3 separate regions of the Homo sapiens genome follow, and all the other regions are linked to region 2. The links are chromatin contacts, found by Hi-C or POLR2A ChIA-PET in ENCODE. All regions are on one chromosome and are shown on one strand. The core of a region is the stretch at or near the end of the contact, and the rest is flanking DNA. Distances in the headings are between cores, read along the strand shown. Region 1 overlaps NFATC2 (nuclear factor of activated T cells 2). Region 2 overlaps NFATC2 (nuclear factor of activated T cells 2). Region 3 holds the start of NFATC2 (nuclear factor of activated T cells 2).

Region 1 (3,179 bases), core at 359-2,858, 45 kb before region 2:
AGGACCATTCCAAGTGCTTAGGGGCATGGCGGAGCAAGAGTCCTCATGGCATTTGCTGATTGGTGGGGGTGGATCTCGAGGTCGAGGGAAGGGCAGACTGGAGGTCGAGGGAAACGGAGCACTCCACAGTTCCTCAGTCGTTATGGTGAGATGTGCACAGAACACAGCAGGGGCCTGTGAGTGGGGCCTGAGCTAGTCAAGTGGTCAGGGGTCCTTCTAGAAGCATGCAGTACTTAAGCCCAGCTCATGGGCATGAATGGGCTTTAGTCCTGTGGAGAAGGGGGCCTGGCAGTGGGTAGGGGAGGAGCTGTTGAGGCAGGGGGAGCAGCAAGTACCAAGGTCCCGGGGCAGGAAGGAGCTTGATGCTTTTAAAAACTCCCCTTTGCCAGACACGGTTGTTCTCGTCTGTAATCACAACACTTTGGGAGGCTGAGGTGGGAGGATCACTTGAGCTCAGGAGTTGGAGACTAGCCTGGGCAACATAGTGAGACCTCCTGTCTACTAAAAATAAAAAAAAATTAGCTGAGCCCGGTGGTGTGCACTGGTAGTCCCAGCTACTTGGGAGGCTGAGGTGGGAGGATTGCTTGAGCCTGGGAGGTGGAGGCTGCAGTGAGCTATTATTGCGCCACAGCACTTCAACCTGGGCAGCTGAGTAAGACCTCAAAAACAAAACAAAAATCACCACACTCCCCTTTGGCTGGAGTTCAGAGAGAGGGAGGGGAGAGAGTGAATGCAGGCGAGGGTAGATGCACAGGCAGGGCCCAGCCAGGCTGCCTGGCGGGGGTCATTTATTTTTACCTAAGAGCTGTGGGGAGCCATTTTGGAAGTAGGGGTACCATATGGACCCTAAGAGATCAGCTTGGCTAAACTGGACAGTATTTCCTCTAGGATAGCCCAGAAAGGGAACAAGGAGGCTGAGGCTCACTGGGGTGGCCACCTGGGGTCCCCCAAAGCAGGAAGAGGGCTTGTTTCTGGCTGGCAGGCCCCGGACATGGTTCTTATATTTACTTATTCTCTCAGCCACTCGGCAAATGTTTATGGGGGCTTGCAAGTGCCAGGCCCTGTGGTAGGTGCTTGGCAGACAATGCTGGGCCACAGTGACACGGGCCCAACACTGACGGAGCTCTGGGTCGAGTGTGGGGTTGTAAAATTCTCTAAAGGGCCAAGGAGTAAATATTTCAGGCTTTGGGGGCCATTCGGTTCCCAGACTACCAACTCTGCTGTTGTAGTATAGGAGCAAGCTGTAGCTTGCTTTGTTCACCCTGTGTCAATAAATAGGCTGGCTGTGTTGTCATAAAACTATTTACAAACACAACCCATGGGCCGCATTTGGCCCATGGGCTGTGGTTTGCCTGCACCTGGTTTGGCAGAATGAGATTCCCTAAACAGATACCTGGTGCGACGGGAGCTGTTAGCAGGCGTCAGTGGAGAAAAGATGGCAGGGAAAAGGGAAGGAGGGGATCTTTTTGATGGGTCGATCTCAGGAGGTGCGGGCTGAGCAGATGCAGGAAGGAACCAGGGGAAGTGGGAGGATCTCGCGGGGAGGGTTTCCAGGCAGAGGGAACCCAAGGCGTCTGAGGCAGGAGCTGCTTAAGTACGGCGAAGAGGTTGGAGGGGTTGTTGCTGACTCAGCTTGGGGAGAAGTGGGGAGTGGTGGGGGTGGGTGGCAGGCCGGGGCACATGCTGCGTTAGTGACTTTAGGTTCCATCTAAAGTGTCCAGAAGCCTTTATAGTAGGTTTTGAGAATGGACATTTTAAAGGCTGCTGCGTGACAAACAGACTGACAGAGCCACAGAGGAAGTGGGGAGGCCAGGGAGGAGATGACTGCAGTAGTCCCCATGGGAGAGGACGGCGGCTTGGACCAGGGTGGATGCGATGGAATGGGGAGACCTGGGAATCTAGTTTCTGTTCTGACAGTGGAGCAGTCAGGGCTGATGATGGATCAGATGTGAGGCATCAGAGTAAGGAGTCCAGGCCGCCCCATGAGCTGGCGGGGAGGTTGGAGGAGCCTCTGATGAGGTGGGGGGCCTTGGAGGTGGAGTTGCTGTGAGGGGTGGGTGGGTGGCACTAACTCCGTGGGAATTTCCCAAGCAGCCCCACGTGCCTGGACCTGTACAGGATGCAGTGAGGCAGGGTGTCTGCTAGAAGAGGGTCAGGCTGAGAATTAAATGACAGTGTGAGGTGATGGGTGGCAGTGTCCTTGGGTGGCTGACATAGAACATTCTACTTGAACAGCATTCTGCAGCGGTAGGGCCTTTCGAGGTGGCAGCAGGAGCCCGGGCTAGGCAGCCGCTAAAAGAGGAAGTTAGGTCATTTTGCAGTCATTGGTTTTATCTTTATTTTAGTGTATTTTATTTTATTTTTGAGACAGAGTCTCACTCTATCACCCAGGCCGGCATGCAGTGGCACAGTCTTGGCTCATTGAAACCTCCGCCTCCTGGTTTTAAGCGATTCTTGTGCCTCAGCCTCCTGAGTAGCTGGGATTACAGGCCTGTGCCACCACGCCTGGCTAATTTTTGTATTTTTAGTAGAGATGGGGTTTCACCATGTTGGCCGGGCTGGTCTCAAACTCCTGACCGCAAGTGATCTGCCCGCCTCAGCCTCCCGAAGTGCCGGGATTCCAGGTGTGAGCCACCACGCCCGGCCTGCATCCATTGGGTCTAATAGTTTGGGTGTCAGGTAACCTCTGTAGCAGTGACCCTGCCTGTTGGGGGGCAAGTGGCTTGCCTGTGGTATTTTTAAGCCTGCTAATTCCGTATCTTTCGGTGGGCCTTTTCCCCGCTCTGGGCCTCAGTTTCCTCATTTGTAAAATGACACAGATGAGACATGAGTCAGGAGCCCTGGATCTGAATGAAGCCACTTCTTGTACTTGGTGTGAAATCTGGGATTGAAGCCCAGGGCACTGTGGGCTGCAGAGTCTGCGCAGCCTCCCTCTGTGTCCTGCGTCCACGTCATGTGTGTAGAGTGCTGCCATAGGCCCTAGATAGGTGCTTTTCAAACTAGGGGTCATGACCTACCGCGCAGACGGGTTAGGGGATCCGTCTAATGGGTCGTGACCAGCGTTGAAGCAAAATCACTCAGGCAGGAGGGAGGGTCTGAGGGTGTCATGTAGCAGGGGTAAGTATTGACTCGAGAGGCTTTTGTTTCAGTTGTGGGTGTATATGGTGGCGTGAATGGGG
Region 2 (3,060 bases), core at 220-2,719:
ATGTGCCATGTAGTTCTTTGAGATTCTCATAAAGCAAGATTCAATGACAAGAGGACATGACCATCTTAGTCAATGGAGACAGTACATAAACTCGAATGCCAATATGTTGATCTGTGTGCCTGGAAGAAAAGTCTGAAAGCGTAGATAACTTCAGTTAGGGGGATAAGCTTTAGTGATCTCTTGTACAGAATGGTGACTATAGTAAATAATCATTGTCTATATTTCAAAAGTGCTAAGAGTAGATCTGAAGTGTTTTTACCACCAAACAATAAGTATGTGAGGTGATGGATGTGTTAATTAGCTTGATTTAATCATTCCACAATGTAAACACATATTAAAGCATCACATATTGTACCCCATAAATATATAAAATTGTTATTTGTCAATTAAGAGGAAAAATAAAATGAATAATAAAACAGTTTGGAATGAAAGAAAAGTTTGGAAGGATGTACACTCAAATGCTTACTTATTTTCAAGGGGTATTCTTTTTGTGATTTATCTTGTCTATTTTTTCCTGCAATGAGTGAGCTCTTAGTACTTTACACCAAAAAAAAAAAGGAACAGCAAGAATCAACAGATATTGATGCCTTTTTATCTTTGTATCAGGACAGTTAAGTTGCCACTAAAAATAGGCAGATCTTGAATTTGGTGGCAGGCAGGGGTGAGTCTGAATAACTTTCTCTTTGACGCTGAGGGTCTTTGACACGTGGAGGCCATGTTTGTGTGTCTCTGGGTTCTTATTGCTGAGCTGGTGGGGTGGATTTGCCTGTCTTAAAATGCATAGGCCAGACTTGGGGGGCTGGGGGTGGGGGGATTTTGCCTTTTTCTGAATCAGGAATCAGCCATACAACAGAAGAAACAAACAGGGCCAGTGGAGGCTGTTGCCACCTGATCACTTATGACCTGTAGGATAGTGAGCAAGTTAGTTAACCTGGTTGAGCCTCACCGTTCTCATCTAAAAATGGGATAACACTGCTCTTCTCTGAGCATTGTTATGGAGATTACATTAGCTATGTTTGCAAGCGATCCCAATACACTGTGTAGAAAGGTCTTCACCTATGGAGGGTGCAAAGTTTTCCTTGTGATGAGGTTGGATGGCGTCATTTATATAGCTAACTGTGGCGGGATGTCTAAATCACACGTCATTCCTCAGATCCGGTTTTTCAAGTAGCTGAGTTGACAAGGGGACAGAGTGGATTATTAATAGAATGATGCCCCCAAGCCTGCAGTTGGCTTCTTGGGTCCCTTTGATGGGAAGGTTGGTGGATGGAAGTCGCACCAAGCTGCAGCCTGGGCCCCCACCCCCGCAGACGCCACAGACACTCCCCTCCCGTGCATTCAGCCCTTCACGGTGTGCACTAGAAGCACTGCTTCTTCCTGGAACCTTTTCAACTGCCTGGGAAATTACAAGAAGCAGAAAACTTTCGCTCTCACCTTGGCTGCAGGAAGTGGCGTTTCCTTTGCTCGGGAGGCCAGTGACGTGGAGCTCCTGTATTGCAGAATGTGTCTGCTGTGCCTGGAGTGTGATCCGGCTGGTCCAGGCCACCGAGAAGACCTCACCTTTGGAGAAGCCTGAAAAGGCCGCCCCAAAGCCTCCTGACCGAGGTCTCCCGAAAATGGGGATGGTGGGGAGTTTGGAACCTGAAGGGTAGATCATGTCATCTCAAAACATCAAGTTCTATTTGCAAAACCCAAATCACTGAGTTTTTGGAGAAGCAAGTAAATGGCTATCTGTTCTTCTCATCAAACCTCCAGGGACCTGGCGAGGAAGGCTCTTCCAGAATGAGGCAGCTGAGCAGTTGGGATTCTGGGCACATTCTGTACCTTTTGTAGGAGGGGAGGATGGAGGGTGGACGGGAAGTATTCCTTTCATGAAAGATGGTGAGGTTTCTTCACCTGGCCCCTCTTTCCTCTGACACTCCAAGCCGGCAACTGTTGAGCCAGCCCACTGAGAAGACTGCAATTAGTGCCTGGGCTTTCCCATATGGGAGGCCTTCACGTTGGTTCTCACTTTGTTCACATTCATTCTTCACCCTTCCATTCAGTTCTGTAATATCACCTCCCTGTTTCGATTTGCGTCATCCTCCGATGACAAGGAAAGTTCTCGTTTCATGGGTACCTACCGTGTGCTGTGCTTTGGTGCCCAACAAAGGTCACCTTATTTCGCCTTTCAGAAGAGGCCTGCAGGGTGGGGGGTGATGTCTCCTTTTTATCTGAGCATATGGAAACTCAGGGGTGGAGCGATTGCTCACAGTCACACAGCCATCAAGAAGCAGAGCTGGCATCGAAATTCAGATATGTCTGACCCAAAGTGAAAAACTTTGTGCTTTCAGCTATACCACACTGCTTTCTGGTGTTACCCGGGGAGGCGGGGAAGGGACCCTCACCAGTGCCAGGTGGATTCTATCTGCTCACATTGTATAAGCCAGCCCAGCTCAACCCAGAGGCTGCTCTTCAACTCAGAGAGGCCATTCTTGGCTTTCCTAAAGAGGTTTTTCTCTCAAGGAACTACCGTTTTTGTTTGTTTAGGTTGCTGTTTGTTTCTCTCCCTCCATCTCCCTCTGTGCCCCTTCTTTTCTCCCTCCTTCCTGCCCCACTCTCTCTCCTGTGCGGCAGGAAGCACATTCTATTTTTTTTGAGACAGAGTCTTGCTTTGTGACCCAGGCGGGAGTGCAGTGGTGCAATATCGGCTCACTGCCACCTCCAACCCCCGGGTTCAAGTGATTCTCCTGCCTTGGTCTCCTGAGTAGCTGGGATTACAGGCACGTGCCACCATACCTGGCTAATTTTTGTATTTTTCACAGAGACGGGGTTTCACCATGTTGCCCGGGCTGGTCTTGAACTCCTGACGTCAAGTGATCTGCCCACCTCAGCCTCCCAAAGTGCTGGGATTACAGGCACGAGCCACCGCGCCTGGCCCCAGGAAGCACATTCTTGATGTTGCACCTTAGCACTTGCTTATTTTGCCTTTGAGGACCTGCCCTTTCTGACCTGTAGTAATCAGAGAGCAGAGTGGAATCCACCAAGCGCTGAGGACAGAGAGAGGGTGGCAGGGAAGCG
Region 3 (2,897 bases), core at 279-2,778, 61 kb before region 2:
GGGAGGCCGAGGCGGGTGGATCACGAGGTCAGGAGATCAAGACCTTCCTGGCTAACACAGTGAAACCCCATCTCTACTAAAAATACAAAAAAGTAGCCAGGCATGGTGGCTGGCGCCTGTAGTCCCAGCTACTCGGGAGGCTGAGGCAGGAGAATGGCGTGAACCCAGAAGGCAGAGCTTGCAATGAGCCAAGATCGCGCCACTGCACTCCAGCCTGGGCGACAGAGCGAGACTCCGTCTCCAAAAAAAAAAAAAAAAAAAAAAAAAAAAATTAGGAATTCTGCTTCAGTGGGTTTGGATTGCAGCCCAGCACGGGAGTTTAAAAAGGTGTCCCAGGTGATTCTAATATGTGGGAAGGGTTGAAGACCACTGTTTTGATCTTTTCTACCTCTGTGAGTCTGTTTCCAACTTCAGCTAAGTTGGTGGAGCCCCCTGGCAGAGTTTTATTGGAGGGTGTTCTTTAGTTACTGGGTCCTTATGCAGTGTTTGCCAAATGTACCTGTTCATTAATGCTCACGTTGGGTGCTTAATTAAAAATACACATTCACGAGTCTGTATTCAGACTTATGGAATCAGAAGCTCCAGGGAGGGGCCTGGGAATCATGCTTTAAACAAGCAGCCAGGCGTGTTTGTCACTTGCCAACCGCCCCATCAGAACTGTACTCCTCGTTCTCCCTCCAGCACACCCAGCCCCTTCGAGCTCTGGCTCTGTGTTTTGGTTCTCACTGCCAGAACACACTTCCCCAAGATCGCCTCATCAATCAGGTTTCTTCAAATGTCACCTCCTCAGAGAGGTCCTCCTTGACCACCCAAGGGACTAAAGCCACCCCAACCTTTATCCCATACCCTGGTGAGTTCTCTCCTGGCCCCATAAGCAGATGCTTTTTGTCCTGTTTCTCTCCTTCAGGCCTCTCCCACTACCAGAGCCTGAGCTTCCGAGGGCAACAGTGTCTGGCTCCGGCTGGGTGCCCAGCACCTGGCACGTGGTAGGTGGCCAGGAGGCATAGCTGTAACGGGGGGGACTAGTGCTGTCAGTCCGATTCCTTCCTAGGCGCTGGGGAGTTGAGTTCAGGGCCATGCAGGTGTCTGAAGTACTGTGAAAATCATGCCGCCCCCGTGGGCACACGGAGACGCCTGGAGACACGGGTCTGCAATAGAAGGGGGTGGATACCCCCTTCCACCCCATGGAGAAGAAAAGCAGGAAAAAGTGTGGGGCCAGTGGGTCCCTTAGGGCAAAAGTCCTAGTGGCGGCAGCTTTCTTGTCTAGACCCTGGTTCGCGCAGCGCGTGTCGCACTCACCCGTGGAGGGTGGGAGACAGCGGCCGCCCCAGCGCCCAGCGGTGGCCCGGGACAGTGTGGTCAGGTCCGCGGACAGCCTCCTTCCTCCCGGCACCGGCCAGCCCAGGCCGCGCGCCCCTCCCCTCCGGTCCCCTGGTGGCGGCCCCGCCCCCGCCGGCCTGGCCGCCCTGTCCCCGCCTCCACGCCCCCCCCCCCCCCGCCTCCCCGGGCTGCAACAGGTGCCTCCGGAGCAGGAAGCTCGCGCCGCCGTCGCCGCCGCCGCTCAGCTTCCCCGGGCGCGTCCAGGACCCGCTGCGCCAGGCGCGCCGTCCCCGGACCCGGCGTGCGTCCCTACGAGGAAAGGGACCCCGCCGCTCGAGCCGCCTCCGCCAGCCCCACTGCGAGGGGTCCCAGAGCCAGCCGCGCCCGCCCTCGCCCCCGGCCCCGCAGCCTTCCCGCCCTGCGCGCCATGAACGCCCCCGAGCGGCAGCCCCAACCCGACGGCGGGGACGCCCCAGGCCACGAGCCTGGGGGCAGCCCCCAAGACGAGCTTGACTTCTCCATCCTCTTCGACTATGAGTATTTGAATCCGAACGAAGGTCGGTGGAGGCTACCCCTGGCCTGGCCCCTGAGCCCGCCAGGGGCTCAGGCCTGGGGACTGGGCACAGGAGTCCTCTTGGCTCCAGCCGTCCCCCTTCCTAAGGGGCCTGGAGGGAGGGTGCCCCTACCCAGGTGCCAGGGAGGGGAGGCGTCAGTGGCCCCTGCCACCCTTAGGGGGCGGTCGGCTCCCTCTTGCCCCTTAGGGGCACCAGTTTCTGGTTGCTCATGACTGCTCCCTGAGGGTCACTCTCAGCAAAACAAAAGGTGGCAGGCAGGTCCCAAGGCTGGGGGGCGGGTGCTGTCTGCTGGCCTCTTGCCTGGGACTGGGCTGTCAAAGGGCAAGGGACATGATTTCTGTGCCTTTGGAGGGAGGAGGTGAGGAAGCGAAGAATGGAGTTAGCAGGGAGGAGTTGCCAAAAAAAGAAGGAAGGGGGGTGCAGCTGAACCCAGTTATCAAGGGTAGGAGGCCGCTCCTTCCCTCCAGGCACTGAAGTGAGGCCACGCAGCTCCCATCACCTCCTGTGAGCAGTGGTTGACGGGGACTTTGTGTTGAAACTGAGGAAGAGGTTGTCTGTCTGATGCTGGAGAGGGTTAAAACCTTTGGTATTATAAGGCCGGCCCATTTCCTCCCTGGGTTCTGCTGCTGAACCCATCACTTACCACTCACAAGAGGATTGGTCTGAGCTATATTAAGTGATCTTCTACGCTTAGTCCTAATGGATGTGGTGGGATGGGGTAGGGTGAGGGGCAGCTGCAGCATGGATTCAGAAGGACACAGGCTCTTTCTGCCTGAACTTTGTCACTCTGTGCCTCCAACTGCCCTCAGTTGCTGGGGGCTGGGGACTTCCCCGGGCTGGGCCCAATGCTTATCTGTCACTTCACGTGTTTAACAGGAGCATTCGTTAGAGGGAGGAGGAGGAGGAGGGGGAAGCGGCCACACGCCCAACCTCACTGTGTATTTCTGGTTAGCAGGTTGTCTTGGAAAAAACAAAAAACCCAACCAGGCTTCCTGATTTTGA

What was found. Hi-C counts contacts between places; a loop is a spot of excess contacts on that map. ChIA-PET counts read pairs that join two places held with the same protein, here RNA polymerase II (POLR2A). Pooled maps may share reads with other maps.
Region 1: a pooled map shows a loop between it and region 2 (8-fold over the local background). The contact joins two enhancer-like sites. A Hi-C loop is called at or near these places in 9 of 168 maps with a recorded cell type or tissue (B cell, Calu3, IMR-90 and 6 more), 26 of 37 single-sample maps with no recorded cell type and 19 of 50 pooled maps. POLR2A ChIA-PET finds 5 or more read pairs at or near these places in 17 of 52 experiments (CD4-positive, alpha-beta T cell, CD4-positive, alpha-beta memory T cell, H1 and 11 more).
Region 3: a map of GM12878 shows a loop between it and region 2 (4-fold over the local background). The contact joins the promoter of NFATC2 here to the enhancer-like site in region 2. A Hi-C loop is called at or near these places in 15 of 168 maps with a recorded cell type or tissue (B cell, CD4-positive, alpha-beta T cell, CD4-positive, alpha-beta memory T cell and 12 more), 25 of 37 single-sample maps with no recorded cell type and 19 of 50 pooled maps. POLR2A ChIA-PET finds 5 or more read pairs at or near these places in 20 of 52 experiments (CD4-positive, alpha-beta T cell, CD4-positive, alpha-beta memory T cell, CD8-positive, alpha-beta T cell and 12 more).

Annotation. Positions count from the first base shown.
Region 1 is chr20:51,524,405-51,527,583 of GRCh38, reverse strand. All of the region lies in intron 1 of NFATC2 (nuclear factor of activated T cells 2), which reads left to right. Among named protein-coding and RNA genes, the nearest start is that of NFATC2, 17 kb to the left of the region's middle. Within about 2 kb of position 1,608, at least 7 of the 41 ENCODE cell types and tissues checked have a DNase peak (open chromatin) inside an H3K27ac peak, as active enhancers do; they include CD4-positive, alpha-beta T cell and OCI-LY7, where a contact is called at or near this core.
Region 2 is chr20:51,479,865-51,482,924 of GRCh38, reverse strand. The region is part of intron 3 of NFATC2 (nuclear factor of activated T cells 2); the gene reads left to right. Among named protein-coding and RNA genes, the nearest start is that of MIR3194, 28 kb to the right of the region's middle. Within about 2 kb of position 1,469, at least 6 of the 41 ENCODE cell types and tissues checked have a DNase peak (open chromatin) inside an H3K27ac peak, as active enhancers do; they include CD4-positive, alpha-beta T cell, CD8-positive, alpha-beta T cell, GM12878 and 2 more, where a contact is called at or near this core.
Region 3 is chr20:51,541,350-51,544,246 of GRCh38, reverse strand. NFATC2 (nuclear factor of activated T cells 2) reads left to right here and starts at 1,528. Exons shown (of 11, transcript NM_012340.5): 1 at 1,528-1,877. The coding sequence starts at 1,748. RefSeq lists silencers at 1,514-1,673, 1,684-1,793 and an enhancer at 2,558-2,897.